2 separate regions of the Homo sapiens genome follow, and region 2 is linked to region 1. Evidence: chromatin loops called from intact Hi-C (ENCODE). Cell type or tissue: IMR-90. All regions are shown on one strand. Each heading gives the region's core, and the rest is flanking DNA. Links, peaks and the distances in the headings are about the cores only. Region 1 has its middle 130 kb from the start of LINC02133. Region 2 overlaps ABCC12 (ATP binding cassette subfamily C member 12).

The links. Hi-C counts contacts between places; a loop is a spot of excess contacts. Peaks named below come from ENCODE experiments on the same cell type or tissue, not always from the same donor. Only the 100,000 strongest peaks of a DNase experiment are listed, where the experiment ranks them.
Region 2: a loop joins it to region 1, with 2.4 times the contacts of the local background. A loop is called at or near these places in 2 of 110 quality-filtered maps.

The regions. Positions count from the first base shown.
Region 1 is chr16:47,724,487-47,740,658 of GRCh38, reverse strand. No RefSeq gene overlaps it. Among named protein-coding and RNA genes, the nearest start is that of LINC02133, 130 kb to the left of the region's middle. RefSeq lists an enhancer at 5,746-6,945. In IMR-90, for the core only: no CTCF peak of the experiment used is centred there; DNase peaks (open chromatin) are centred at 7,648, 7,988 and 9,228; H3K27ac peaks cover 1,765 bases.
Region 2 is chr16:48,115,423-48,131,594 of GRCh38, reverse strand. ABCC12 (ATP binding cassette subfamily C member 12) reads left to right here. Exons shown (of 31, transcript NM_001393797.1): 10 at 700-807; 11 at 2,858-3,136; 12 at 7,311-7,382; 13 at 9,755-9,879; 14 at 14,262-14,334; 15 at 15,977-16,172. Among named protein-coding and RNA genes, the nearest start is that of ABCC12, 32 kb to the left of the region's middle. RefSeq lists enhancers at 8,089-8,208, 7,415-8,614, 13,788-14,650. In IMR-90, for the core only: no CTCF peak of the experiment used is centred there; DNase peaks (open chromatin) are centred at 4,284 and 8,294; H3K27ac peaks cover 2,194 bases.

The sequences.
Region 1 (16,172 bases), core at 5,119-13,118:
GTGAATTTTTCAAATTTCCTTCTGTTATTGATCTCTAATTTCACTCCATTGTGGTCAGAAAACATACTTTGTATGATCTCAATTCTTTTAAGTCCGCTGAGACTTATTTTATGGCCTAACGTGTATTCTATCCTGATAAATGCTCTATACGCACTTGCAAAGTATATGTATTCTGCTGTCATTGAGTGGAGGGCTGTATAAATATGTATGTATGTATGTATGTTAGGTCTGGTTGGTCTATAATGGTGTTCAAGTTTTATATTTCCTTTTTTATCTTTTACTTAGTTGTTCTATCCATTATTGAAAATGGAGTATTGAAATCTCCAACAATTCTGCCACTGATGGGAGAAATAGCAGAAGGAAGGAAATAATAAACATTAAAGTGAAACTAAATTAAGAGTGGAAAAAATAAAAATCAATGAAACCAAAAGCTAGTTATATGGAAAAATCAATGAAACCAGAAGCTAGTTATATGGAAAAATCAACAAAATTGAAAACTTTGATCTAGACTGACAAAGAAAAACAGAGTAAAATTACTAAATCAGGAATGAAAGAGAGGACATTACTATCAACCTTACGAAACCAAAATAATTATAAGGGGATACTATCAACAAATGTATATCAACAAACTATATAACTTAGGGGAAGCTTGTCTCTTTGTAGAAACCAGGTGGCTTCCTTGATGAATTCTACAAAACATTTAAATACATGAATTCACACCAATTCTTCACAAAGTCTTTCAAAAAAATAGAAGAGGAAGGCCAGGCACAGTGGCTCACACCTGTAATCCAGTGCTTTGGGAAGCCAAGGAAGGAGAACTGCTTGAGGTCAGGAGTTCAAGACCAGCCTGGACAACATCATGAGACCCTGTCTCTATAAAAAATTTAAAAATTAGCCAGATGTGGTAGCAAGCACCTGTAGTCCCAGCTACTCAGTTGGCTGAGGCAGGAAGACCACTGGAGCCCAAGAGTTTGAGCCTGCAGTGAGCTATGATTGTGCCACTGCACTACAGTCTGCATGACAGGGCAAGACCCTGTCTCTCTAAAAAAAAAAAAAAGAAAAAGAAAGAAAAAAAGAAAAAAAAAAAGGAAGATTCATTATCCTAATACCAAAACAAGACAAAGACATCACAAGAAAAGGAAATTACATGGAAATGGGTGCAGAGGTCCTCAAAAAAGTACTAGGAAACCAAATCCAGCAGCATATAAAAAGGATTATAAATCCTGACCAACTAGAATTTATCCCAGGAATCCAAGGTCGGCTCAATATCTGAAAATTAATCAACGTAATACATTTCATCAATAGAATAATAAACAAAAACCAAATGATTACCTCAATAAATGCTGAAAACCATTTGACAAAATCCAGCACCCTTTCACAACAAACTAGTTTTAGGGCTCAGAAAATGATACCCCAAAGTGAAGGCCTCAGAGCAAGCCTCAGAAGTAAGGTTTCTCTCTGACCTTCTGCCCTCCTGTCTCTCACCCCTCTTTCTCTCCAGCAAGCCATAGAAATTAGAATTCCTCTTTCCCAAGGTGGATCATAGAATGCTTTTTCCCAGAAGCTAGTTATAAAACATGAAAACATTACTCTAATCTTCCCCCCACCTTTCTGTGTAAAAGCTGGCCATAAAGAAATTATATAACCTACCTTGTTTGATAGTAAATCATAAGACCCCCATTCCAGAAAGGGATGCCTCATACCTGAGAAGAATTAATGCTGTATAGAGAGAGTCCAAGAAGAATGTGAATAGTCAGGCTGGGTTTCCCCACCTCAATCTACTAGCATTAAATCAGAGCCTTGATGTTCAATCATATTTCTATACTGCTGTTCTTTCTTTACCAAATCTAAGCATAAAAATGGATAGTTTTCCCTGTATCTTTGGGTCTTTATTCTAAACCCTCCAGTGTTATATAAAACTATAATTAAATAAGTCTGTTATGCTTTTCTCTTTTTAACTTGTCTTTTGTTATAGGAGTGTTGGCTGTGACCTTTATGATGTCAGGGGAAAGGGATAATCTTTTTGCCCCTAGACAAGGAATACAAGGGCTCTTATTTAACCTGATGAAGGGCATCTGGAAACCCACGGCTTACATAATACTTAAAGGCAAAAGACTGAGTCCTTTCCCCAAATCAGAAATAAGACATGGATGCCCACTCTCACCACTTCTATTCAATATCATAGTGGAGGTTCAAACCAGGTGATTGGTCAAGACAAAGAAACGAAGGACATCAAGACTGGAAAGGAAGAAGTAAAATGATTTCTATTCATGGATGATATGATCTTAGAGAAAACTCTAAAGCATCCACAAAAAACTATTAGCACTAATAAACGAGTTCAGCAGGGGTGCAGGATACAAGATCAAAATGCAAAAATAATTGTGTTTCTCTACTCTTTCTTTCTTTCTTTTTCTTTAATTTTCTTTTCTTTTCTTTCTTTCTTTTTTTTTTTTTTTTTTTTTTGACAGAGAGTCTCACTCTATTGCCCAGGCCAGAGTGCAGTGGTGCAATCTTAGCTCACTGCAACCACCACCTTCTGGCTTCAAGCGATTGCCCTGCCTCAGCCTCCCAAGCAGCTGAGATTACAGGTGTGCACTACCACACCCGGCTAATTTTTTTTTTTTTTATAGTAGAGATGGGGTTTCGCCATGTTGGCCAGGCTGGTCTCGAACTCCTGACCTCAGGTGATCCACACACATCAGCCTCCCAAACTGTTGGGATTACAGGCGTGAAATACCATGCCTGGCCTATACTCTTCCAATGAGAAATTCAAAAGTGAAATTAAGAAAAGCAATTCCATTTACAATAGCATGAAAAAGAATAAAATACTTAGAAATAAATCAAACAAAAGAAATGCAAGATTTGCACACTGAAAACTATAAAACATGATGAAAGAAATTAGCCTAATTATTCCTAATAATCAAAAAGTGAAAATCACTCAAATGTCTATCAACTGATGAATGGATAAACAAAATATAGTATATATACATATACACATTAGAATGTTATTCAGCCATAAAAAGGATTGAAGTATGATACCTGCTATACTATGAATGCGTCTTGAAACCATTATGCTAAGTGAAAAAATGCAGTTACAAAAGGCCACGTATCATATTATTCTTATGTATTTAAAATATCCAGATTAGGCAACTCTATAGAGATGGAAAGTAAATTAGTTGTCGCCTAAGGCTGAGGGGATGAGGTGACTGGAGGGTGATAAAGGGTACAGGGTTTCTTTCTAGGGTGATTTAAATGTTTTTAAATTGATTGTGATGATTATTTCACAACTCTGTGAATACTAAAAAACATTGAACTGTACACTTCAAATGGATGAATTGTATGGCATGTGAATTATATCTCAATAAAGATGTTACCAAAAAATAAACAACTGTCACGGTCATCAAAAACAAGGAAAGTCTGAGAAACTGTCACAGCTAAGAGGAGACTGAGGACACTTGATGACTTACTATAATGTGGGATCCTGATGGGATCATGAAATAGAAAAATTAAGGAAATGCGAATAAAGTACATATTTACTTAATAATAATCTATCAACATTGGCTCATTAATCACAATAAATGTACCATCCTATTGTTAAGATGTTAACAATAGCAGAAACTGCCTATGGGGTCTATGTACTATCTTTGCAATTTTTCTTTCATCTAAAACTATGCTAAAATTAGAGTTTGTTTATTTCTTTAGAGACAGAGTCTCACTCTGTCTGTCGCCCAGGCTGTATAGTAGTGGCACAATCTCGGCTCATTGCAACCTCTGCCTCCCAGGTTCAAGTGATTCTCCTGCCTCAGCTTCCCGAATTGCTGGGACTCCAGGTGTGCGCCACCACACTCAGCTAATTTTTGTACTTTTAGTAGAGACAGGGCCAGGCTGGTCTTGAACTCCTGACATCAAGTGATCCACCTGCCTTGGCCTCCCAAAGTGCTGGGATTACAGGTGTGAGCCACCACACCCGGCCAAGTTTACTTTTAAAAAGACATCTTTGCAATTTTGAAAGAGGTGCTTGAGAAGTCCATTTAATTACATTTGTATCAATTCTCCCTTGCTTTACATATTTAGTTGCTATTGTTTTTGTTGCACACAGATTTGACTTATTCACACATCATAGCTTTTATCAGTAGCTTTTTATGTTGTTCAGTGCTCTTTCCCCTAAATCCCATGTTAATTTTAATAAGGCTATTTTAGCAGCCCCATGGCACACATGGTTTCTGCGTGGCCACAGTGAAGTGGCATCTTTGGTACTCTTACTCACCTTCTGTCCTCATCATAGACTACTTCGGAGTCTCCACCACTTTAAGACTTCGGGAACTTTTTTGCTTCACCTATGTCCCCACCTCCCAGTTCATAAATTTGCTGAATACTTATTAGAATCCCCCACATCCCTTCTATTTCAAGGATTTTTGCCTTTGCTCACTCGTGTTTCATGACAGCAACCTCTCCACATCCATCCATAGTGCTTTGTTATTTGCCTCATTTTTCTGGTTTCCTGCAACTTGAGTTGCGGGGGGCAGTTAGTGATTTCTTAACTATTTTCTTCAGATGGAGCATGTGGGTGATATACACCAACGTTTGCATAAAGAGAATATTTTTAGATCCTTTTTTAACATTTTATATCCATTTTTAAACCCTTCACTACTTCAGAAATCAAAGGAATCCTGAAGTTTATGAACAACTGAAGAAGGCGTTAATGAAGAGAGATCGCAATTCAAACTGTCTCTCTATCCCTTGATTTCTGCAGAAGGGTGGGAAGATCTGTTTCCAGTCTGGGAAAGGTGGAGGTTTTTCTCTTCCTTGAGAGACTCAGAAATCTCCAGGAGTGGTCTGAGTGCAGTGGCTCACACCTGTAATTCCAGCACTTTGGGAGGCTGAGGTGGGCGGATCACCTGAGGTCAGGAGTTTGAGACCAGCCTGGCTAACATGACAAAACCCTGTCTCTACTAAAAATACAAAAATTAGCTGGGTGTGATGGCACACACCTGTCATCCCAGCTACTTGGGAGGCTGAGGTAGGAGAATTGCTTGAACCTGGGAGGCAGAGGTTGCAGTGACCAGAGATTGCACCACTGCACTCCAGCCTGGGCAACAGAGTGAGACTCAGTCTCAAAAATAAAAGAGAAAGAAATCTCCAGGAGTGAAGACAGAAACTGAAGGAGCAGCCAGAAAGTATTTAATGCAAATGTCAATACAGTCAGCCTAAGTAGAGGCCAGCTCAGCCCATTGGAAAGGGAGTTGAAGGTAAATAGAGCAGAGGCTCTGGGAAAGGAGCCAGCCAAGCCAGCCCAGGTGATAAGAGGTAGACGGTCCTTTTTTGCTCTCACCTCAGAGCCCTCACCACGCAAGGCCTGGTTTTTCAAATAGCCTTCCTTACAGATAAAAGCCATGCCTCAGTACAAATGAATTCTTGCTCTGATACCACTCAGATGTATTTTAAAGCATTGTTCCAACAGACTGATTCCACAGTAAAAGAGAGGAAGGGCGGGGTGAGAGAAAGGAGCCCAGAAGTTTCCTTGTCTGTCTCTATGTGAATCCGCCAGGCCTTTGTAACAATCACACTTAACTTGAGAGTATCTGGAAGAATGGGCCATTTTTCATTTTCCAGAGAGAATGGCCAGCACCTATAGCTTTAATAGATCCAGAGAAAGAGTAAACATAACATTTAGGATCTCTGACAAGGTTAACTGAAGATTCCACCCCAGGACAAGTGGGGTGAGTTACTTTGCTATTTCCTCCCATATGTGATATAATTTTTAGTATAATCACATTTTCTCAGACCTCAAGGAAGAGCCCTAGGGGATATTTTTAATTATAAGGTAGACTTAGCATTTGGCCCTATGTATTATGAAACATCTTTGCCAATGTCAGATAGTTGAGTCCTAGGACCAGATGGGAGCATTCATACAGGCTTATACGAGGCACTTCAGTTCCTCTTATCCTCAAATCTGCTCTCACCTCATTGTCTGAATGTACAACATCTGAGGCTTTGTTCTCCCTCGCACTCTCTGATGGGAAGCTGTATAATTCGATCCATTGTACATTAAAGGTGTTTCGTTAGGATGATCATTTAAAATACACACACACAAAGGCACACTCCAGGGTGCCACATATTAAGCATTTTATCTTTTCTTTTAAAACAATCAGAGCTAAATGTTTTTACAGATAATCCCAGACCTCATTATAGGGGAGTAAGTGCACACTCTTATAAACCATTCTTTCTCAATAACCTGGCTTATGAATATCTTCCTCTGCTCTCTTCCCATTTTCACATTTAACCCAGTTTCCTACCTTTTGAAATTCAGCAGAATCTTCTCTGTCTTGTGTAGCCTTGGCTGTGTTCTCCTGACCTCAGATCCAGAGACGATTCCTGTGGGTTATCTACCTAATGCCACCCACAACATGAAAGCCAGCCTGTAGCCGGCTGTCAGGAGCTGCTGCCTTCAGGTGATTATCATGCTCTGCATGCCTTTTGGAAAGGAAAAAAAATCAGTGAAGCACTGCTGGTCTTGCTGCATCTTCAGGATTATTATTATTATTATCATTATTGAGAAATAGTTGACTCTGCAACTGGACAGATTCTCCTTCAAAAGGCAAAGATGCCATAGGAGCAAAGGAGTCGAGACACCTCGTTGTCTATCCCCTGCCTCTGGGATGGGCTGGGGCCATTCTAGAATTTCAGCGCATTCATTCTCTCCACATAGGATGGCTCAATGTTTATGCTTAATTGCAATAAGTTTCCTTAGCATAACAGAAGCTTCGCTGGACATCCTCCAGTTCTCCCAGTTAACAGCGATGTCCCTCCTCCTCTACCAGGCTGAGCCATTATAATTTCTTCCTCAGGAATATGGATTGGGAATGTATAGCAAGGCCCCTGGTATGTAAACGCAGGTACTGCTGGTGGCTGTGTTTTCTACTGTGTGGACTGGAGAACGAGAAAGCAAAGACACAGGAGGAGGAGAATGTCCAGAGAGGAGTGAGATGAAAGCAAGGAAAGGGTCCCCCTTGCTGACAGCCAGGCCCCTCCCTGGTTCTATTCTTCCCTGAAAGCCTTGCTGCATCACGGGTCCATGAGCACCGTTCTATGCTTACAATTCTCCCTCACTTATTTTGTTTTTGTTTTTTGAGGCAGGGTCTCACTCTGTCATCCAGGCTGGAGTGCAATGGTGCGATCTCAGCTCACGGCAATCTCCACCTGCCAGATTCAAGCGATTCTCCTGCCTCAGCATCCAGAGTAGCTGGGACTACAGGCGTGCGCCACCACACCCAGCTAATTTTTTGTAGTTTTAGTAGAGACAGGGCTTCACCCTGTTGGTCAGGCTGGTCTCAAACTCCTGACCTCAAGTGATCTGCCTGCCTTGGCCTCCCAAAGTGCTGGGATTAAGGTGTGAGCCACTGCACCCAGCCTCTCCCTCATTTATTTTTTCCCTTAAAACAGCTCAAGTAAGTTTCTGATATAACCAAAACCTTCCTTACTGATAAACACATGTAACTTTTAAAGAATTGTTATTCTTTCCCTTTTCCTTTTGCCTTTTCCACTTTATCATCTGGTGTTTTGACTTCGTGGTTTTGCTGTGGACGCACATGTACGCTTGTGCGTTCTAAGACGACTTGCCAGTCTATATGGAAAAAATGAAAGACAGATTCATCCTATTCATAAACAAATGCAGGGAAAGGCATTTCAGAGCCTGCCCTGGTGAGTCACCTGCACCCCCTCCTGTGGGGCAGTCACTCTTTAGCACAAGTCTGTGTGGAAAGGCAGAGCTGGGGATTGTAGGCACTTTCATTTTTTTTTTTTAAGAGAAACCAGAAATAACCATTTTTATGAGAAATCTCTTAATTTTGAATTGTCGGCACAAATTATGTTCATACAGGAGACCAGTCCCCTGCCCCCTGCAAAAAAAGTTTTCAGGCTGCTTGAGCTCTCTACTTTACATCCTGTTAGTCATACTGTGGTCTGAGGACCCACAGCATCAGCAGCACTCAGGAACTTACCAAAAATGCAGAATCTCAGGCCTACCCCAGACAGGATGAGTCAGAATCTGTATTTTAACAAGGTCCCCAGGTCATTTGTCTGCACATTAAAGATTGAGAAATCCTGGCTTAGTTCACTAGTTCCTAAATTTGGCTGCATATTAAAACTGCCCAAGGAACTTAAAAAAAAATAGTAATACCTGAATTCCACTCCCAAGGATTTTGTTTTAATTAGTCTGGAATGCAGCTTGGGCATAAAAAAATAAAAAAATAAAAAACTCCCTGGGTGATGTTAACAGGTAGCAAATGTAAATGTAAAGAACTGCTGGTCTACCACAGGACCCAACACCACTTCCTACGGCCTCCTAGGTACTGTCCAACAGCTCACTCAGACCTCATCCGCCTTGGCTCCTGAATTGGCAGCTCCAGGTCTGGAGTCTCAAGACTTTCACAGGAGGTGCAAATTGTAGCTCCACAAATATTGCCAGAAGATAATTTTGGGAGAGGAGTGGGGAAGAGCGTTTCAATTTTTTTTAATTTGATGATCCTAAATTAGAAGACAGGACTTTCTCAAATGCCACAAAGAAATAGTGAGTATGAACATCTTAGAAAAATAACTATTATAGTCAAAAGTACTCAACTGCACAGTACAAAGACTCCAAACACACAGGATTTAAACCTGTATCTTAAATGATCTTAGGCTTCTGAAAATCCCAGTTCTTTGAAAATGTGGCCAAATAAGAAGGGAGAGAATAACAACAGCAAAATAACCAAGGTTGAACCCTGGGAGAAAGGATGCTTAAAATTAGAGTGCAGGAAAAACATCTTCTTTTACATTCTGACCCCTCGTCTCACCACTCTGATCATTGCTTCTATAATACATTCCAGCAGCTAAAACAAGCTTTTTGTTTGTATCTGAGTGTCTGTATAAAATTCTTCCAGTGTGATAAACTGCAAACAAAAACCAAACCCCCAGTTTTTTATCCCCCCTGTATCAATGCCTTGTGCAATGTGATCTGTGGCTCCTCCCCTCATGAGGTAGAGTCTTTCACCCCATCCTTTGAATCTGGGCTTCCTGTAGCCAATAGAATGTGTGGAAACTGTGCTCCCAGTCCTGAGCCTAAGCTTTAAGAGGGCTTGCATGCTGCTGCTCTCTCTCCTGGAGCACCAGTACTGCAAAGTGAGCAAGCTGGATTCGCTGGATTTGGAGAAGACCCAAGGCCCTCCTAGACCTCTCAACAGCCAGCCAAACCCCAGCAGCTGAGAAAGCCCTGCCAATATCAGCAGTCACCTGCCTAACCCACAGCTGACCAAAAATGCATGAGCAAGCCCAGTCAAGGCCAGAGGAATCACCCAGCTGGCCTACAGCATAGTGAGTTAAGTAAATACTTCATTGGTTACACAGCAATAGCTAACGGACATACCCAGCTTAGAGAATTTCAATTTAAACATTAATGTTCTAAAGAAATGGAGTTCAAAGAAATAACTGGAAAATAGTTAAGCAAAACTTGGGAACACTAAGGAAAGAATAAGCTTCTTTTGTCAATTTTGTTCCTCCATTGAGTCATTTAGGGACTGCTGTGTTACTTTGCTAAGTCAAGGAGCTGAGCAAAATTGAGGCCAGCTGGTTGGAGGTGGTGCATATTGAGAGGATGTCCCTGGGCACCAGCATCTGACAATGACTTCCTATCCACTTCCTAATTCCACCTCCACTACTGCTCCTTTTATATTTTCATCTACATTATTGAGCATTGTAATTTGAAGACCAAATTTAAATATGAACAATGTTCATGTTCTGAATAACGTCACGTTTATGGATTCCTTAGATAATTCTTATGACTGAGTACGATTTCCAAAAAGATAAAAACATCACATGTCCTAGGGCTTTCTGCAAGCTTCCTAAGAAAACGGAACTGTTTCATAAGAAACTGCTTTCAATATTCTTGTTAGAAAATCAGTTTAAAATTTAGCTCAAATGGCAAAAGAAAAAAAAGTCAGCATTTATAAGATACCACATGCATCACAGACTCAGTCTTCTCTCTCCTCTAACAAATTAGAAGTAGTGTTCAATCCTTGGGCAGTAGGCAGCTTTGTAGACAAGAGAATTATTCTGCTTGTAGCTCCCTATGACACAGGATTAAGGCTGGATTTCTGCAAACTTCTCCTTGCCTTCATAGCTGACTTGATTTGCCAAGAAGTGAACAGAATCAACCACATAATCCTATTCTAAGGCCATTCATAGTTTCTGAAGAAGGCTGGTGGCTGCCCCAGATCATGGGATAGCCCAAAGATGAACAATATTTGTATTGAAAAGCCAGATCTACTTTCAGGAGGTAAATAGAAGACTCACTTCCAGGTAAATACAAGACTAATGAAGGAAATTGCATTTTTCTCTTAATAGTGAGGTTGGCAAGCCAAGCACATGGCGTATTTATGGATCTCTGTCCCGGGCATTATGAAGAATAAAGAAGCCATCTCCCACGCAGTGACTGCTCTCAAGGAGCTCACAATCTGGTTAAGGAGACATGATGCTCGTATCCAAGAATGAGGCATGTAGATCAATACTTCCAAGAGGTATAATTCAGATGGTAAATGGTACCTGAGTGACCAGAGTTAGAGGACACAAGACTATGCTGTGAGCTGGATAAGTCATGGAAGGCCATGGGAAAAAAATCAAGAAATCAATGGCAAGATTGAGCATGCTGTTTATTAACTACTCCTCTAGAAGTATGTCCTGGCTGGCTGACTCGTTCATACACACACACACACGCGCGCGCGCGCGCGCGGTGATAATGCTGTATTTGTCCCATCTACTGAGAGTCTCAGGAGAGACAGCTGTGTAGTAGGTCGCTATTGTCATTTCTTCACATTATCTTGAGCTAGACACCACCTAGGACAGGTAAGCTCCTAGAGAAGGAAATGGTCCCAGGTGTTACCAGTGAGACGAGAGCAACCCAGGCATGTGAATCAGGAGCACACAACACAGCATCTTTTGATACGTCCTTGTGAATAGCAATTCTTAGAAAGCTTTTCCATCGGGCACCATCTGGATGCATAACTACCATTATGACAAAATAGCACTTGCTTCCACTCCAGCCATGCTTATATCTTATATCGTTGGCTCATAAAACTTGGGAGTTTTATGAGCCTTTATTTATTTCATTTATTTTTTTTTTAGACGGAGTCTCACTCTGTTGCCAGGCTGGAGTGCAGTGGCGCGATCTCAGCTCACTGCAATCTCCACCTCCCATGTTCAAGCAATTCCCCTGCCTCAGCCTCCTGAGTGGCTGGGACTACAGGTGCCCGCCACCACACCCGGCTAATTTTTTTGTATTTTAGTAGAGACAGGGTTTCACCATGTTGGCTAGGATAGTCTCAATCTTCTGACCTCATGATCTGCCCGCCTCAGCCTCCCAAAGTGCTGGGATTACAGACGTGAGCCACCATACCCAGCCGAGCCTTTATTTTTAAAAATTAAGAAAAACTTTATCTTTACACAGTTGGTTTTCAATACAATCGTAGCACATTTTCCAAAATGCCAAGTGATCTCAAAGTAATTTACATCTGAGCTAGGAATATGTCAGGTTTTCAGGATATTTCTCTTCCTACTTCCTAAATTGTGCTCTGATGAGTCTAGTAGTAAAATTAGTTAAGTATTCAACTAGGCACAAACTGCATGATTAGAGAGGATAGCTGTGAGAGCTGGAAGGAAACCAGCCTGATTTAAAATTTATCAAGAGATGATTTAATTCCACACAATGAGCATTTCCTGCACTGTGAGGGAACTGGTCATCATTATTCATTAAGACACAACCCACATGCAGTTAGATTAAGGGATGATCATTTGGGGACCTCACTAGTTTTTCCATACAAATTTGACCCCATAGTCCTAGCAGCGCAGACCAACCTATAGATGGCAATTTTACCTTGTGGGTCATTAAAACGAGCCTCTCCTTCTAGCTTTATCCAGCAGACACTGCCTAGCCGTGCTACAATCAACCTGAAATGTGCTGCACACGTTGCATCTTGCTGCCTTAATTAAAGTACACCAATCATCCAATTACACTGTGTGATTTCTCAAGCCTCTTTAAAACAAGCCCCATGAAAGCCAGGAGGAAAAATCCAAATGAAGAAGGAAGCCCCAGGATTTGAATAGGTTCTAACCACAAAGTCTTCAATTTGTTCCTAGGTGTATAATAAGCAGAAATGAAACAAGAGTCTTAATCTCCTGCATGGCCTTCAACAGGAAGGAAACACAGCTCAGCTGAAGGAGGTAAACAAAGCTGCTCACCCAGCTTCGTGCTACGCTACGTCTGGCCTCTCCAGTTATTTCTCTCCCTCTAGGCTGACCAAGCTGGATGGCCTCACCTTGACTGCTAACACATAAATCTTTGCAAGGAAACAGTTCACTTAACTGACTATATCATCTACTAGCAAGGTCATTCTTTACATTTGATAAAGTGACCTACAAAAGGGATCTTTTGCAGAATGAGTGCAACAAAATGTCTCTTTACAAATAAAAGCCAAGCGTCCATGCATAGACTTCTCTTGATAAACGTAACCAAGACTTTCTGACACAACACAAATTACTCAGTACCCATGATCTCATTTAATCTCAATCGTCCTACATGGGGACCTTGACATTCAGAGTGAGTAAATAATGTGCTTACAGACAGACAGGAGGTAAGTGGCAGAATAAGACAATGTTGTTGGACAATTTGAGAAAACAAGGCCAGATTCCATCCACTTCTTCTCAGAGGACTGTGAGACATGGTTGGGAGTATGGACTCCAGAAGCAGATCAACTTGGGTTTGAATTCTGTGTTTATTGCTTTCTAGCTCCATGGCCTTGACAAAGCTATTAAACCTCCCCTGAGCCTCAGCTTCTTCATCTCTAAGATGGAAAAACTCCCCTCTATCTTAAAAGATTGCAATGAGGATGAGATGCAGTAAGAATGCATGTGCAGTATCTGACGTGATGAGCATATTCAGTTGATGCTGGCTATTATTATTTATGGAAAAATTGTCCTTGGTTTCATCTCCTTTCAGTCTCTTACTGAAGTAGCTTGAGAGCTTTAGGTAAAACAACTTCCAACAGATGGATCTAAGAAGCAACTGGAGATCATTTGCCATGATGGTGATGAAGCATTAATTAAGTTGGAATTACCACCCAAACTCAACCAGGCAGGAGAGATCCTGGAGGAAATCCAGTCTATTGGTTTCTCAGCAGAAGAAGAGCTCTGCTTATGGTAAGACTAGAGCTGGTGGCAGAGGGATGTGGAGTCGAGTGGAGGTGGGGAGCCCTTATCACCTATGGCTTTCACTTTGGTTAAGACTGCGTTCTTTTTTTTTTGAGATGGAGTTTCACTCTTGTTGTCCAGGCTAGAGTGCAGTGGCGCAATCTAGGCTCACTGCAACCAACACCTGCCAGATTCAAGCGATTCTCTTGCCTCAGCCTCTCCTGAGACTACCTGTGGGCATGTGCCCCATTGCCCGGCTAATTTTTTTGGTATTTTTAGTAGAGACGGGGTTTTGCTGTGTTGGCCAGGCTGGTCTCAAACTCCTGACCTCAAGTGATCCACCCGCCTCAGCCTCCCAAAGTGGTAGGATTACAGGCGTGAGCCACCGCGTCTGGCCTAAGACTACATTCTTTGCACTACACCCTTGACCAAGATGAATCTTGAACACAGAGTGCTGCAAGAGACTCCATTTCAATCCACTGGCTCCCAGGGCCAGCCATCTGCCTTATCCAATTGGGAAGCAGAGATGAAATTAAATTGCTGCAGCATCTCTCCCCCACTCCTGAGAAACCAGTGAAGGATGGCAGACTGGCTGGCTATGGCCATTTAGAAAGCAGACCATTCTGTGTTAATGAGGCAGAAACCAGCCAGACTGCAAAGCCAGGAAAGATGCATCTTTTCTGCATTCTTGTAGAGGGACCTCGGGGAAAGACAATATCCTACAGCAAAGTGCATGAAAGGAATCAGTATCTTGTTAGTACAGTGACATCTCTATCTGTTCAAAGTTTCCCAAACCAGAAGGGGCATGAAAAACTTTTCAAAGAGTTAGAAGAGTAACCAAACATAAGATAAAAGAATTATGTATGAGCCCACTGCCCAAACTTCAAAGCAGCACAGTTCACCCACAGCATGGAGATGAAAGGGATTGGATTGGATCTGAGAGCCGTCATGAAAGACCTAGGTGGACCAGAAGCAAAGGAAGCCTCCAGTCCCATCCAGAGGCACCACGGGGAGGGGAGGGAGAAGAGGCTGAGGATGCTCTTTCTCCCAAGGTGATGCTTCCCCAGTGTTTCTTGTCATTGTTCCGCATTCTATGTTCTATGTTGACATAGGTGAAAGACATCAAAGAGCCTGAGTGTGAAAGCAAGATGACAAGATACAGCATTCTTTTCACAAGAAATGCAGAGAAACAGCCCGGAGGTGACCTGTGCTTGCTGCAGCCCATTCCCCAAACAGTGGGCCAGGGACCTCTGTCGTAATTATGCTTGCAACTCAGCGATGTATTTCATCACCCGGTAGTGGGGCTGCTGCCAATTCCACCTCTACAAAATGTTGCAGAGTAGAGACATTTTACAGGAAGAATGTTGTCAGAGTGCTGTTCATCTCCACCGAGGCACAGACAGAAGAATAAATAAACCCAGGCTTGCAAAGTGGGGGTTGGTTATGGTCTCACCCTCTTTCTCCATCCCTTTATGAGTGAGACCACCATGGCTTGGGAGAGTTAACCAATTTCTGTAAGGTTTCGCAGCGAAGGTCAGAAATAGAACTAGGACTAGAATCTACAGAGATTGAGAAGAACAAAACTCTTCATCGTTAGGAAGTTAAACCCAGGAGTGTGACTGAATGGATGGGAAATGAAAAACAGGATTGATTTTCTTACCATTGTGACAGCTCACAAGAATCTTTCAAAATCCTTCCCAGGCCTAAGAGGCTATAAACCACGAAAACAACAACAACGAAGAGGAAAAGCCAGGAGTTGGGTGGCACGTGGGCAGGAGATACTGGAGGACGCAAGGCAGGCAGATCATCGAGGAAGACCACTGGGCTGAAATTTTACCACAGTTTGGCCTCAAGCAGAGAAATGAGAGCTTCCAATATATAAGGCGCCCTTCTGGTTGCTGCTGAGCACACAGAGATGAAGAAGCACCCGCCAGAGGGCAGGGAGAGGAATAATGCCGCAGTGTCAGACACAGATCTGACAGAGTCACTGTCATGTACATTTCCTCACAGTGAGCCCCTGAGCTAAGTATTGTTTTCTCTATTTTACAGAAAGAAACATCAAACCGTGACAGAAAAAGAGTCAGTGTGATGTATTTGCGCATTATCTTCCTGTCTCTCTATGTAAGAATTTAGGCAGAAATAGGTAAATACGTAGAGAAACTAGGATGTGTTCATGAAAACTGATGTTTCAACAAATCTAAAGACAGTAACATGGGAAAATGAAAGAAGCTCTCTGGTGTCTGTAGCCTCACCATCTCCTCACGCACAAGGATGCGTCTCCTCGAAAGCGCCCTTGCTCTGCAGCTGAACCAGAGGCTGCCTGACCCTCTCCACCTCAGGGAGCGAGGCAGAGCACCACTGTGAGGCTTCCCTGAGGCACAGGTTAAGACAGGTGGACATTCTTCTGTAAACAGTGGAGAAGTCACAAAAGGTTTCTGAACAGAAGAAGAATCTGATTGGATATGATGCTTATAGGGGAGCTGGACTGGGAAGACAAAACTCAGGTTTGAAAAGCTGGTGGGAAGATGTGGAGCAGTCAAGACGAGAGGTAGCAAAGAGAGGTGCTGAAAGTGGAAAGAGAAACAGGGCCCTACCTTTAAACAGCCTGCAGGGTGAATCCACGTAGATGTGATCATGTGGTACGGTACCATTAGGCCAATGCATGCATTTAGCAAGACTCTTCTAGAGATGACGGCTTCAATCCAAAGGGCTATTATGGTGGGAAGTGTATCCCAGTAGGTAGTTGGGGAAGGGCGTCTTTCTGGGAGGGAAGACACTGGAGCCTCTCAAATCCTGGCAAAGCGACTCCTGCTTTCCTTAGCTTCCCATCACCAGAGAGCACCTTTCTCAACCACATCAACCAGATAAGAAATGAAAAGACAGGGATTTTTTTTTGTTCTGTTCCATCATTGGTGTCCTTGTCTCTTCCCCTTGTGCCCATGTTCTAACCCAGA
Region 2 (16,172 bases), core at 4,135-12,134, 390 kb before region 1:
TGTTTTCATTGAGGCTGTAGAATATTAACCACCCACTATGCAGGGCACAGCAAGGAAGGCCCCATGAACAGAGGTGATTTTTTGGAGGGAAGGGTGAGGGGGAACCACAGTTGACCAAAGGCTCTCAAATCTGGCCTTGTGTGGTGAATGGGGAGGCAGGGCATGGAGGCCAGGTCCTGGGAGCAGGAGAGTGAGGTCACCCTCCAGCTTCCCCCAGGGGCAAGCAGGTCCCTCCAGGGAGCCTCCGGCTGCATGCCTGAGGCTGTGGTGTGGTGTAGTCTAACTCTAAAGGGTCAGATGCCTCTGAAGAACTGAGAGCAGGGGGTGCTTTAGGACAGTCTGCATGGGCTTCGAGTGAATAGTCTAGATTCAAATGAGGATGCAGTGTGGATGGAGATTGCCAAATGTATTCTGTTAGTGGCCTGCCTCAGACCTTTTCCCTTCTGTATCAACAGAGACAAGGGGATATACTTGCCACCATTTTGGTGAAAATCCCAAAGCAAAATAGATTTAAGATGCTGCTGTCCCCAGCTGGCCAACCGATGGTTTCTGAGCCATGAAATGAAAAGATTGTTCCTCTGCACATTCCAACGATGCCACCATTTCTCATCTCAGCAAGTTTAAACCCCATGTGTATAACGGTTTAGAGCCAACGTGACTTCTCCTTCTAAACCCTCATACTTCTCTTTTGTTCTTCAGGCATTTAGTGTGATTGCCATGTTTAATGTAATGAAGTTTTCCATTGCAATCTTGCCCTTCTCCATCAAAGCAATGGCTGAAGCGAATGTCTCTCTAAGGAGAATGAAGGTATAACTAACCCTGGGTGAGTAGGGAAGAGAGATCTCATTTTGGGGTGGGAAAATGCTCAGATATGTGGAGGCTGTACCAAGCTGCTGGAGAGCTGGGTCGCTTGTTGAGTTGACATTGGGAGGAGGGCATCCATTCAGAGTTAGATGAATAAATGTGTATGAAGGACAGAGCAGGCAGAGTTTTATAGGTTGTCTGTAGGAATGACGAGATAATCTCTGTACATGAAGAAGATGTTCCTGATCCTCTTTTTCCTAAACAATCTATACATCCTAAGTGTTCCACAAGTGAGGTTGGTTTTGTTCTGAGTCATCCCCACTTTACCTAGTTTGTTCTTTAATGGGCATGGTGATGGAAGTGATGAAGAGGATGTTGGGGTCCCTACATTTATGCACTCATTTAGTCCCTTTATTCATTCATTTATTCACTCATCAAAGATTTACTTTGTGCCTCCTATATATAAGACATGGGAAATGCAAATATAAGGAAGAGAGAGGCTTTATCCTCAAGAGCCTCTGTTCCAGTGTGGGACCCAGGCACTCTAAGAATTTCTATACATGATAAGGATATAATTGACATTTGAGAAGGGCAAATAAAGTGGTTTGAAAGTTCAACTGAGGAGAGGAAAGGGAAGAAGGGCATTTGTGTCAACACGAAAGCTTGTTCAAACATCTATGAATTGATTGAATGATCTTACTCACCCGAGTCAGAAATCCAGAAGTCATCGTAAGCATCCTGATTCATGCACTCCTCTTTTCCCTTACCATACACATCCAACCAGTCAAGAACCCTGTTAAGTCAACTCCTGATTATGGTATTCTCTCCATTTTAAGGGGTGCCATTGTAAGATTGGATTGGAAGGTACACTGTTGAGTTATCAGTCTTTGAACAAACATAAGGACACCATCACATTAATTGCATGTATTATGATATCAGATAAAAAAGTAAAGGTGCTCCTTAGACTAGATAAAGGATGGCATTTCTTGACTCCTCAACCTTCGCTCTGTCCCTACTGCCATTGCCTTCAGTTGAGGCTTCCATTATCTCTCATCTGATTAGCGCAGTGATTTATGAACTAACCTTTCTTTTTCTAACATTCTTCTCAAGTCCGTATAGCACTCAACCCCAAGAGAGCTGTCAAAATATTGGTATGATTACCAATACTTATTCTCAGCTGCTCAAAATCCTTGAACCCTTGTCCCCTCCAGGCTCTCCAGCTGTGGGTTCTCAGTTTTGTGTCCCCTTCCCTTCCCAACTTGAGCTCTGTGCCTCAGTAATCCTGAATTGCTTGTTTCATGCTACCACCCCAACAAACCATGGCTTTGCATGCTCCTTGCCTTTGTCCATGCTGGGCCTTCAGGTAGAATGCTGTCATTCTCTTTCCCTTTTCTCATCTCTGCCTGTACAACACCTGTACAGACCCAGCTCTAGCACCAAGTGCATGGACCTCGAGAATGAGAGCCAAGTGTCCCTTCTCTGGCAGTCACAGTGCTTTGTCCTCATCACATTTTGCAGAAACGATCCGTGCATGTTCTCATCTCCCTCCAGACTGTAATCTCTTCAAGGACAGGAACTGTGTCTTATTTATATTTGCATTTCTGCTGTTTACCCCAAAGTCTGGCACATGGTTAGGGCTTAGCAAATGCTTTGTTGAACTGGGCTGAGTGGCCTCGGAAGAGGACACAGCAGAGACTGAGCATATGACCTTGATTTCATAAGCATTTAGTGCCAAGCAGTGAAGTCCACTGCCCAAAGACTGGTAAGACCGACTGTCTTGGGCACAAGGGTGAAATGTGGCTGGGATCAGCATTCTCCAGTGTGGGTGACCCACATAGGCCTTGTGGTTAAAGAGGCAACTGTCCCAGATAGCATGAGCTAGTGGACTATTTCTGCTGCAGCTTCTCCTGGGGGAATAATTTCAGAACCTCTTTCCTGGATGTGGTGGGTTAGAATAGCCAAAATTGTGATTTGGGGTCATTAGAAGATACATTGGGATGATTCTTGCAAATGGATGACATCTGCTCAGTTAATTTTGTCTCTTTAATCTTAGAAAATTCTCATAGATAAAAGCCCCCCATCTTACATCACCCAACCAGAAGACCCAGATACTGTCTTGCTTTTAGCAAATGCCACCTTGACATGGGAGCATGAAGCCAGCAGGAAAAGTACCCCAAAGAAATTGCAGAACCAGAAAAGGCATTTATGCAAGAAACAGAGGTCAGAGGCATACAGTGAGAGGAGTCCACCAGCCAAGGGAGCCACTGGCCCAGAGGAGCAAAGTGACAGCCTCAAATCGGTTCTGCACAGCATAAGCTTTGTGGTGAGAAAGGTGGGTGTGTGTTGCACAGGTGTGGCCTCCAGCCCTCCTCCTTGCATTACATAGCTACAGCCTTCTCCAGGTCTGATACAGTTCAGTTAGAGCTGAAGGTGGTGATGGGATGTCTCTAACCAGAGTCCCTGTATTTTTCCCCCAGTTTTAAAACTATGTACATGAACATTGGAGGCCCCCTCTCCAAGTGTGGAGAAGACGGTGGTTATATTCATTCTGATTTGCAGTACTTCTCTTAGAGTCAGTTGCAGTTTTGAATGAACAGTCCACTCCAGGTGGCTAGGCTTGAACTGACTAGGTTTCATAAATCTTTTTTGATTTGTTCTCTTTTTGTGTGTGTGAGACAGGGTCTTACTCTTTTGCCCAGGCTGGAGTGCAGTGGTGCAATCAGAACTCACTGCGGCCTCAAACTCCTGGGCTCAAGTGATCCTCCTGCCTCAGCCTCCCAAGTAGCTGGTACTACAAGCATATATCACCATGCCCGGATAATTTTTTAAAATTTTTTATTTACCAGGGGAAAGCGGGATAATTTTTAAATTAAATTTTATTTTATTTTTTGTAGAGATGGGGTCTTGCTATGTTTCCTAGGCCAGGCTCGAACTCCTGGCCTCAAGTGATTCTCCTGTCTTGGCCTCCTGGGTCAAGTGCTGAGATTACAGGCATGAACCACTGCTCCTGTCCTAGATATGTTCTTAATTTCACATTGGAATATTATGATAGATGATAATGACTGATAATTTTGAACACTACTATTTACCAGGTACATAATAAACTCACTTAACCACTTCAATAACCAGGCATCATAACTGCCCCTACTTGATGGTTGAGGAGCCTAAGGCACAAGAGGGTTAAATAGCTTGCCCAAGGTCACATAGCTAGCAAGTGGCAGAGGAGGGTTTCATACCCAGGGCACCTGGCTGCAGAGTCTGGGCTCTTAACCACCGGCAAAAACTCCTCTTGTAAAAAGCAAACTGAGATAACAAGCAACCCAGCCAAGGGCTAAGCCAGCCAAGCCAGCCAGAGTCTGTTTGTTGTTCTCTCCCCTCAAGATTGGGGGATGGAGATTTCAGGCAACGCTGTGGGTTTAGGGAATGTTTGGCCTCTTCCTGCATCTCCTGCATGCATCTCCTTCTTGCTCTGGGAACTCAGCAGCAGACTCCCAGGGTGGCAGTGTTGATTTTGCTGCAGAGGGCTCAACATTAATCTTGTGCCTGGTATTTTAATCTCTCATCCTGTTGACTCACTCTTTCCCTGTGCAAGCGCTATAGAAGGAGAGGTTCTTATTTATTATGCAATGTCAAGCTCAATAGCTGGTGTGAGAGTGGTACCTCTCATAGCTAACAAAGCTGTCTGCCACGTATTCATTGGAAACGATATTTAGTTGGCTGAGTGCAATTGAGCTCAGATTTCAGCTAAGTCCCATGAGTGCCACCTACTTTGCCTTCTCGCCACTCTCCCCGTGGAGCACCTGACTTCCCCCCGCCCTGCCTTCCCATGTGCCTCCAAGAGGCCTCCGTGAACTTCCCGTGTTCTAAGGACGCTGCTTTCTGGCCACGCAATGGCTTTGCTAATGTGCTATTCCATATGTCGGTGACTCTGGAATTCCTGCCTCAAGGATGCAGTCAATGTTTTGTGGAATAAATTGAAGATAAAGTGGGGGCAATGCATTGTTGCCTCTGGAGCAGTGGGGGCAATGCAATGCCTCTGGAGCCTGAGGGACCCCAGTTCCAGGCCCAGCCACTTCCTAGCTGCTTGACCTTGGATGTCTTGCTGAAGCTCCCTAAGCCTCTGTTTCTTTACCAGCACCATGCATTTCATAGAAGTACCCATTTCACAAGGTGGTGGGGGAACTCAGATACCACATAAAAATGCTAAGCCCATAGTAAGTCTTAGCTGATGTTAGGTATGATTGTTGCCTTTTTCTTTAACAATTATGTCCAGCTTAAGTGCTGCCCTCAAGTGTTCTACAGGGCATCCAGGTTTTTCCAAGTTTAGCTCCTCAATTCCATCAGACTGGATCCTCCATGGGGTCAGGGTTTTTTGTTCACAGTTATGTCGTTATCCCGAAGCCCAGCTCCTGGCTTGGAGGTGGCCAGCAGTGTTTGTTGGGAGAATCATCAGAGGATACAGGCCTCATGGATTTTCTGCTAAAGACAAGGATGAATCTAGAAGGCTTCTTACTTGGCCCCAAGAAGTGGATAGGACTCAAAGGGCAGCCAAATACCTGGTGAGGCTGCATCACATCTGCGGTCTCTTTAATGCCCCGGTTCATTGAAGTCCTTTTAGGGGAATTAAATAGATTCAGCTTCATTTCATGAGGCAGGAATTCCAGAGTCACTGACATATGGAATAGCCATTAGCAAAGTCATTGTGTGGCCAGAAAGTCCTTAGAACACAGGAAGTTCACGGAGGCCTCTTGGAGGCAAATGGGAATGCAGCATGGGGGAAGTCAGGTGCTCCACCGGGAGAGTGGCGAGAAGGCAAAGTAGGTGGCACTCAGTGGGACTTAACTGAAATCTGAACTCAGTTGCACTCAGCCAACCAAATTTACATCCATGTGGGCTCCACAAAGGCAGGGAGACCTCTGTGTGGATCACTATTTTATCCCAAGGTGCCTGGGATTCAGCAAAGACCTTGTTTAAGGAATTATTGATGACAGGCAGCGACTCTCATGTGCTGAGAATGGCAGACAGGGGATGGGCGTTTCTGGTCTAGCTTGGGGTGGGAAAAAAGCCATATTTGGCCCCATGTTGGGCATCTTTGCCCTAAGGGATTGCAGGGAGCAGGCCTACATGAGAATGTTCTCAGATGCTCCAAGTGCAGTATTGCAATATCTGCTTGAACATGAGTGGACATGCTTACACGTCAGTCTCCACATGGGCTGTTTGCCTGCAATGATTCTCCCCAGATACCCCATGGCACCCTTCCTCACCTCCTTCACGTCTTACCCAAATGTCACCTGTGGCAGATGTTGTCCCTGCCCATGTGCCCTGGACCTCTAAGTGTTTCCTGGCCATCTTACAACTGCCTTATCTGCATCCGTGCCCAAGGGCTCTGCACACCTCCATAAAGACCTTCACAGACTAGAGAGCAGCCCTCAAACAATGACTGCTGGGGCATCAATACCCCACCTCCTCTGCCATTGGGTGGGACAAAGCTATAGTCAGTTCCCCAGAGTTTCCTGCAGTTTCCCTGCAGGGTTGAGTTCCGTTTGCCTCCTGTGTAGGATATTCTGTTAGGGAGCCAACCCAATAGGCTGCCCTTTATGGGCCACCTTCCCTTTCCTGTATCACTTCTCCTCTTCCCTACTGGAATTTCCTGCACCTTCCAAATGTGAGTGTGACTTTCATTCAAATCCTTGATTCAAGGTCTGTTTCTGGGAAAACTCAAGCTAAGACATCTACCTTTCCAGTAAGGCTTTCCTTGTACCCCCAAGCCTCTAGCCCACTCCCTGTCCCTTCCCTGTCTCTTCCCTGCTTTATTTTTCTCCATGGCAAGCATAGATGTGCCTGCCCCACATTTCATTTGCTTGTCTTGCTTCCTGTCCATCTTCCCCTGACTACAAGGTAAGTTCTATGAGGGTAGACTCAGGCCATTGCCTGTTGTGTTCATTGCTGTTCTTGCTGGTGGTTGGAACAGTGCTTGGCACATAGCAGGCTCTGATAATGATTTGTTGGTTGAATTAATAAATCTGGAGCTGTAGAATGTTAGAATAGTGTAACTTCTCAGTAATTCCAGATTTTTGAAAAGCCCCTAGATGTCCATACTTCAAAAGCTACCCTAGTCCCCCTGGGTTGTACAGCCTTTTGCATCCCATTAGATTTGCTTTTCTGGAGTCTGGGCACAGAATAGCCTTCCTGTTCAAGGCCTGTGTCTCCCAGACCAGCACAAGGCTGTTTCACACCAGTGATCTTACGTGATTTCTAGAAGCCCTGTGGGTGCTTGGCTATGCCACACAAGGGAAAGCACTTAATTAAGACTTACATTCCTGCATCCTCCCAGGCTGTTTATGTGGGCCAGGGTGGTGTGGCTGCAGCTGCCATGCCCCAGAGCCTGCAGTGACCCCTTGTTCTCCGCCTGGCCTGACCAGCATAGTTTGGGAGTGGCACCTTTGGGCCAGACCCTCTAAGAAGTGGGAGAGAGTGACTGTGTCCCATCTCTGTTTCTCTGGCAGGGGAAGATCTTGGGAATATGTGGGAATGTGGGAAGTGGAAAGAGCTCCCTCCTTGCAGCTCTCCTAGGACAGGTAAGCTGTGTGATGAGTGCTGTGAAGATGGAACATTAACATGACAATGAAATGGCTCCCTTCCGGTCAGGCGTGGACCCAGCAGATGGCCTCGGCTGCACTGGACACTGTGCATGTGGTTCACAATAATTTTTGGGAGGTTAATGCACGCAGCAGCTCCAGGCCCCTGGGCCAGATGAGGCTGAGTTTTTCACAAACTCTTGAGTTTGCCAATGAGGAGGTCTATTGAATGGCATTGCCTCCTTGCCTAAAGCTCCATCTTGGTCAAAGGAGAGATGGGTCCTTAAACCCATGGTTATCCCCATGAGTTGGGCTGCCCTGATTTAGAAATGCCAGCAAGGCAGCTTGGTGTGGAAGGACTTTGGAGTCTGGAGCTCATGGTGACTATAGATGTATTTTATGCCTGAACTAAAGCAGCTCATGCCCCCACCTTCTCTGCAAACCTTGGGGTAGGAAGAGGGAGGGGACTTGGGTCATTGTCCCTTCCCTGCTCCTTCTAGTTGGGTGACCCCAGGGAAAATGGCTAAGCCATTTGTAGTTTTCACAAACCTCTATGTTGCCACGGTTTCTAAGTCACATCCCACATGAATGAGAAGCTTTGTGGAAAAAAAATGCTAAGTCCTCTTTCTCCCCACTCTGCTGTTGCTAAAGAGAAGTTTGTGCAGCTGGGATTGCCTCTTTCAGGAAGAGGTCGGGGTACTTCTGAAGAAGTGGGGACTCCAGAATAGGGTGGTGGGGGGATGTGTCTTATGAGTTTTAATATGAGTGACTTCTTTTGGCCTCAGTTGACTCATCTATAGAAAGAATGACAACTCCTTCCCTGCCTGGAGGTGGAGGTGGGGGCTGAATTGGATGAGTTCCTGAGGTCACCCACGCTCTGAGAGTGTGTGCCTCCATGATGAGTCAGCGTGAGCCATAGAGGTGACTCAGCTCAATTCCCCACATAATGATGTGAATACTCTTAATAGCATCCTACTGCATAAGAGATGGCCCAACTGCTCGGATAGCTCCAGTGATGGGAAGCTCATCATGTCACAGCCAGTTCCTTCTTTGGAGAGTTTTGATGTATATTGGAGTGAAATTTGCCTCCTTTTAATTTCTGTCCTTTGGAAATTTTGAGATAACATTAAGTCTATCTCCCATGAGACAGTGGTGGGATCAGGCCCCTGGCTGTGGTCACTGGGGAAGCAGGGGGGCACTCTGGACAGCCTGGGTTCCCCAGCTGTTTCTGCCACATGCTCACTATTTAGCCTTGGGCAGGTAACTTAACCTCTCTGAGCCTCATGAAACCACTTGGTTTCCTTGTCTGTAAAATGGGACTAAGGAGAGTTGTGGTGAGGTTTGAATGAGATCATGTAAGCAATAGTTGGCTATAGGATAATTTGCAAGGCCAGTCATGGTGAAAAACATTGAACATACATTTAATTCAGTTCACGGAATATACCCTACACATTAAAAATACTACAATTATTATTGTTATTATCATGGTCTCTTCTCCAAATTGAATTCTCTGTCCATTGCACAACTCCTGAGGTGAAGTGGCATCACATCCTTCGGCCGCCTTGGTGACTCTCCTTCTTTGCCCCTGGACCCACTGCCACTGCCCCGTGAGCATCAGCCCTGAGCACTGTGGCCTGCCCCACATGTACCCTCTGTTGATAACTTTGAACGTTGCATCCCCGCTGTCTACCATTGTCTATTGGATGCCCACGATGAGGGGTCATCTTAAATGAACATATGTACTCAGGGTCACAAACTGGAGCCCATGCATAGTTTTAATTGATTGCTGAATGCTTTAAAAGTCCAAAGATGTCATATAAAACTGGATCTTTGACTCCTCTGGACAAATTAGAAAATCCTGCTCCATCAGGCCTGCATCCTTGCATGGCACCAAAGATGCAACTGAGTCAAGGCTGCTTCCTGAAGATGGGGTGTGCCAAGGCCAACACCCACAGCCGTGCAGGTGGTGCCCTGCTCCCAGGGCCTGGCTGAGCAGGGTTGGATCCAGCCAGTGCACCTGGAGGAAGGGGAGCCTCTTGTGAAGAGTCTGTTCAGAGAACATCCTGTTGTAGTTGGGCCCAGGTGCCATGTGCACTGGGAGCAGCCCTGCAGTCCAAGCTCTCCCATTTGTAGCAGAGCTTACCACTGCCTCTTTTCAAGCATTCCCTGCCTGGCCCTGTGCAGGTGTTTGACTCTGAGATTCTGCATCTGCATGGTTGGGCTTTCTGGTGCATGGACAAGATGTCCTGTCAACGCTTTTGTGCCTTCATAACCAATGCTTGTGGAATATGTGGGTGCCAGGGTGCAATGGGCATTTGAGGAAAAGTTCTCAAGGCTTGGCTCCTGAAGCTTCTCCCGTCTTGTTGTTCCAGATGCAGCTGCAGAAAGGGGTGGTGGCAGTCAATGGAACTTTGGCCTACGTTTCACAGCAGGCATGGATCTTTCATGGAAATGTGAGAGAAAACATACTCTTTGGAGAAAAGTATGATCACCAAAGGTAATATTAACTTTTAAAGCAGGAGGCACATTTGTGTTTGGTACACACTCTCCTACAGATGCTGATGCTGTTGGTAATGACTGCTAAGTGGGTTCTGAGTTTAATGAATTCTGATTAAACATTCATCAGATCCACACAGACACTGGTTTTCCTCTTCCTGAGCCAAGCGTTCAGGAGAGGCGACTTCTGCAGACCTGCGACTGCACACTGGGAAGAGGATAGAATCGGCACTTCATTCCCAGGGCAGAGGAGCATATGTTCCGAGGTTCTCTGCAACAGGGCATATGTGGTCTGACTAGAGAAAAGTGAATCCAGCAATTTTGCTTTAGGCTGAGTACCCAAAACTGCTCAGAATCATGAGCAAGTATGTAATGAATCAGCCCTGACATTATTAATTGACATCAGAGCTATCAGGATATATTATCACTGTTAGTGTCCTCAGAATGGTCTAACTAAATAAAAACAAAGCTCAACTTATAATTACTTGATTTACTTTGAGCCATCATCTTTTTTATATCATTTTATTTTTTAAATGGACATAATTACATTTATCTATGGGGTACACTTTTGTGTTTTGATATATGACGCTGGGGGAGAGGGGAGTGTGGGGAAAGGATAGATGTTGACCAAAGGGTACAAAGTTTCAATTAGACAGGAGAAATAGGCGTTAGTGATCTATTGCACAGAATGGTGACAATGATAAATTTTAATGTATTATATATTTCAAAAGTACTGAAATAGTATATTGTAAATGTTTTCAACACGAAAATTGCGAGTATGTATTTGTAATAACTGTAGTATGTAATGAACAGACAGCAATTTGGGGAGAAATATTTTCTCTAAGAACATTTAATAACCCATTAGCTGGGCGCAGTGGCTCACGCCTGTAATCCCAGAACTTTGGGAGTCCGAGGCAGGTGGATCATGAGGTCAGGGGTTTGAGACCAGCCTGACCAACATGGTGAAACCCTGTCTCTACTAAAAATACAAAAATTAGCTGGGCGTGGTGGTGGGCACCTGTAATCCCAGCTACTCAGGAGGCTGAGGCAGGAGAATTGCTTGAACCCGGGAGGTGGAGGTTGCAGTGAGCCGAGATCATGCCACTGCACTCCAGCCTGGGCAAAAGAGCGAGACTCCTTCTCAAAAAAAAAAAAAAACAAAAAACTCATTAATACCGTGATCACCGTGGACATTTCTATAGTTATTCTCTCCCTACTTCTGAAATGTTTGAGTTTTCTAAATTTTAATTTTAACATTAGATTCAGGGGGTACAGTTTTGTTACAGGGGTATATAGTGTGATGCTGAGGTTTGGGTTTCTACTGATCCTGTTCACTCTCTGTTGGACATAGTACCCAATAGGAAGCTGTTCATCCGTGCGCCCTCTCATCCTCCATCCTTTTGGAATTCCCACTGCCTCTTGTTGCCATCTTTATGTCTGTGCATACCCAAGGTTTAGCTCCCATGTATAAATGAGAACATGTGATATTTGGTTTTCTGTTTCTGTGTGAATTTACTTAAGATAATGAAGTCCAGCTGCCTCATGTTGCTACATGATTTTGTTCTTTTTTACGGCTGCATAGTATTCTATGGTGTATATATACCACATTTTCTTTATCCAATTCACCATTGATTGGACCATCATCTTTAAGCTCTGGAAAGTAATGGCTTCCTATGGTTCTTTGCTTAGCTTGGTGTATTGCCACGTACATTCTCTCATTTGAGTCCCTTAACCACCCATTTAGAGAGATTGTGGCATTATATCCCCATTTTACAGATAAATAAAAGGGCCTAGAGAGGCGAGTTGACCCTCCCAAGGTATTAAATGCTATTAAATGTCAGAGTTGAGTCTTGGACTTAGACGTTGAGCTCCAGATCAACATCAGTTTTCTGGAGCTGGAGGTGCCTGACAGCTGGGTCACTCAGAAACCTTCCCAGGCATCACAATGCTTAATTAAGAGAACTGGAGTTGGTTTTAGGAATCTGGCTGTCAGCTCTCCAGTGGTAGTTTGGCCTTTCTCATCTTACCCACCAACTCTGTCCCTGCTGGCTGGTATGGCAGCATGTATGTTCTCATCAAGAGGCTTGTCAATTCACCTCCTCTTCCCCGGCCATGCCGTCCTGTGGCCAGGAGGCTCAGGTGTGGCAGGAAGGTGATCAGTGCAGGAGTCAGTGATCAGTATAGCCAAATTACTCTGCTCAGCATCTCTTGGCCTGTGCCACCCACCTGGAATGCCTTCTCTGTCTGTGGATGCGGACTGGACAGAGGGTTGCCTTATTCATCAAAATGATGTTCAGAGGGCAAATATGTGCCAAATGCCTGCAGCATGCAGGGCACATGGGGAAAGAGATGGCTCAGGTGTATCTTTGCCCTTAAGATGCTCAAGTCTGGAATGGGCTATAAGAAATGCACAGAAATGACAGTGCACCAGGGAGGAATGAGCCAGGTGGCAGTAGACCGTGCTCGGATTGTTCCAAGGCAGCAGAGATCACGAGAGGATGGTGGATCAGGGAAGAGAAGATGGCACTTGAATTGGGCTTTGAAAGATGGATCTAGCATCCTTCATATGTGGCATATTTAGCAGAGATTTTGCTCCTAGGGCAGAAACTGTGGCTCTCAGGGCCATAGGAAGCAGGAGGGTGGGAGGAAATTGAAGGTGGGAGGTGTTGAGGGGAGGAAGATGTGCTGCGCAGTCTGAGTCAGATTGGCAAATGTAGTAATAGCAATTATAGCCCCCACTGATGGAGAATTTGCCATGCAGCAGACACTGTGCTAATGGCTTCACATGTTTTTCTGCTCCATTCTCACAACAACCCAATGAGAATTAGTTGTTTGCACAATTTTATAGAGCAGAGAGTGAGGATCAGGGAGGTACAGTCACTTGTCCAAGGTCGCCCAGCTGGATTCAAACCATTCTCTGATTCCAAGGCCCCTCATCATAACTGCTATGTACACCAACCCCAAAGTTTGTGTGTGGGCATGATGCTTGGGCTGTGCCCAGGTTCTGTTTTGGGGCCTGTGTGCAACCGGAAGGGCAGCTGCTCATGCCTGCCACTCTCTTTCTTGCCTCTTTATTGGGAAGGTCTGTCTTTTGATGTCTGAGTTGTGAGGCCTGCCCATTGTTACTCGCTGAAGGAAAGAGGGTCCTGATGACGATAATGCCAATGATATCAATCAATCAATTCTGTCATCAACCAACCAATCAGCCACTGTGGAGGCAGGCAACCTGCTGAGCAGGACAGAAACCTAAAGGCCCAGTGGTGCTGCTCAGCAGCTGCTGGGAGGGAGCACAAACCTGAGCCAGGCACTGCAGGCATCCTGAGCAGGAGTTGGGTCCCCAAGGCGGCTGTGCGGGGGCTCTGTGATGCCTGGGGAAGGTTCTGCTTATGGTGGGGGCTGTATGAGTGAGGTTGAGTTGCAGAGAAAACCGAGGGAGGAGGGTGTGGGCATCTGTCATAACATGGGGACGACATCCCAGTGACCACGGACGTTCCTAGGTTCCTCGGTGCCAGAAGGCCCCAAAGGCCTCCCCTGGGGCAGAGCGGGGTCATGCCCCTGGGGACCGCTGTGGGGCTGACCCCACAGCTTTGCTGCTTTTTGCAGGATAGGGCGCTAGTCCTGGCGGCTTGGCTGCCGCAGAGCTGGCTAGGGCCTCGGCTGTCAAACTCCCCAAAGCCTGGGCTGCAGGGCTAGGCAGAGCGTGACGCTGAGGGGGCACAGTGGAGAGGCCAAGAGGCCCAAAGAGCAGGAGTCCCACTCTCTCTCCCATTCCGCCCCCTCACCTCAGGTGCCATTCCCTTCGACTCAGTATCCCGAGTTGTTGCAGGGGAGAAAACTCCATTCTCTCCAACCTACTAGCAGTGAGGGGTGGATGGAGTAGCTTTGTGGAGGGGCTGGGCAAATGTCAAGGTCGTCACTGGTGATCACCCAGCCCCCTGCTGTTAGCCTCCTTCACACACACCCTCTCTTCCACCCACGGTCCTGCTTCAGCCCTGTGACCCCCAGGAGGCCATCCCCAGTAACTGCAGCCCCCAAGGGTGACCCCTCCTCTGACTCCCATGAGCGTCCAGCAGGTGGCGCCCTCAGTGTTTCCTGCAGGGCTTTCCTGTTCAGCGTTGTCTTCTTCCCTGCTTGGCGAAAACCCTGCCAGGGAAGGGGCCATTCCTGAATCAACTCTGCATCAGGTCAGGGGAGGGGCCAGTGGTCACTGGGACGCTACCCTTGGGTCATTGAAGGCAGAGCGACTGGCCAGGGAGCCTTGGACATAGCAGCCGCCACCCCTGGCCTTGCCCCAGCAACACCAGCAGCGCCTGTGGAAGCAGCCCAGGGCAGCAGTGCTTGGGGTCTTTCTCACCCAGCTACTTCTGAGCTTTGCACCAACAGGTATCAGCACACAGTCCGCGTCTGTGGCCTCCAGAAGGACCTGAGCAACCTCCCCTATGGAGACCTGACTGAGGTGAGCGGGGCTGGGAGCGCAAGCCCACTGTAGCTGCACACAGTACATTTGCTCAGGTCCAAAGGGCTGAGGCCAGCAAGCCCCTGTTCCACATCCAGATGCCCCAAGGACGTGTGGGCAAAGCTCAGGTTCCACCCATTCTGAATTCTTCCTCTGGATCTATACTTGCTGGATGTCATAGTGGACGTGGCACCAAGCTTACTGGTGTTTGGCACAGTGTAGTCACTTCTTGGGGCTACTCCCAATCTGCCTGTCGTCTCAGGAAGGGTTTCTGGTGAAAACTGCTTCCTCATCCCAAGGGCTGGCTCTGTCCTGCAAACCAGGGCCCCTTCTTGCCTCACTGGCTCTGCCCAGGCCAGGAGTATGGGGGTCACCTCTAAACATTGCCCCCTGGGGTGCTTGTCCAAACGGGCTGAGCCTGCCACCCCATCCTGGGCTGAGCCTGCCACCCCAAGAGACCCAGGGGAGTCACCTTGCCATCTCGGGTCCCCACCCTTCTTGTGCTCTCTGCACAATCTTCCTCACCTTGCCCAGGAGCCCCAGAGGAGATCAGAAGGCTAAAGCTTTCTGAGGAAAGGCAGTTTGGGGTGTCTTTCTCTACTGGTGCCCTCAGTCTGCATCCCCAAGGAAGTGGCCGTGAAGCCTTCCTGGCCTGCATCTGAGACCTCCCACACTGCAGCCCTGGTTCACCCTTCCAGGCCATGCTCCTACCTGCCTGCCAAAGTGTCCACTCACTTCCTAGCCTCTAAGTCTCTGCTCCTGTGACATCACTATCCTTTGAGTTTCAACCCAAAATCTGCCTCCTCAAGGAAGGCTTTCCCAAGTCCCACCACCTGAATAATTTGCCACAAAGTACTCTACTGATGCTCTTCAGCAGGCGCTTGTGAAATTCTGCTTGCTGCTGCTATTATGTACATAACTACCCTGCCCACCGTGGAGCTCCCCAGGGAGAGGGGACTTCTCTTGTCCAGCTTGTGTGTCCCGCCCCGTGCCTAACTCAACATCTGGCTGAACACCTGGGGTTCACTTTGGGTTCCATTGGATAGAATCACCTACAGCAAGCAATCATCCTTTCCATAAATATTTACTGAGCACCTATTCTGTGCCCAGCATGGTGCCAGGCCTTAGGGTGGTGATGATGAACCAGGAAGTCAAGGCTTATCTCTCCACAGTGCTTAGAGTTGCCTAGGGATGGGATAGTTGCTCTACAAGTAAACAAAATAGGGAACTCGCTTTTCCATCTGCACCCAGCCACGTTTCCCTCTGGTTCACTGCTGCATTCTCCCCAGCTCTCTGCTCACACAATTCCCTTTGGTGATAAAAATGACGTAGCCCCTCCCTGTGGGATCTGCATTGGGCTGGGGTCTTGTGAGATGGGCACCCCTCAATCCTCATGGGAAAGAGCTTTGCCCTCGTTGCCGCTGCCCACTGGGCTTCCTGGAGAGGTAGACAAGTGGAGCACTTCCACTCACCACAGAGTCTCGTGTGACCGGGGGCCCTGTAAGGGGCGGAGGAACTTGGATATGGCGAGGATCAGTGTGTACGTCTTTCCCCTGAGTCCTGAGAAGCTCCAGGAAGCTTCCATTGCCCAAGAACTTCAGGGTGGGCTGACAATGGGCAGTAGCATTGTCCCTGTCCACAGATTGGGGAGCGGGGCCTCAACCTCTCTGGGGGGCAGAGGCAGAGGATTAGCCTGGCCCGCGCTGTCTACTCCGACCGTCAGCTCTACCTGCTGGACGACCCCCTGTCGGCCGTGGACGCCCACGTGGGGAAGCACGTCTTTGAGGAGTGCATTAAGAAGACGCTCAGGGGAAAGACAGTCGTCCTGGTGACCCACC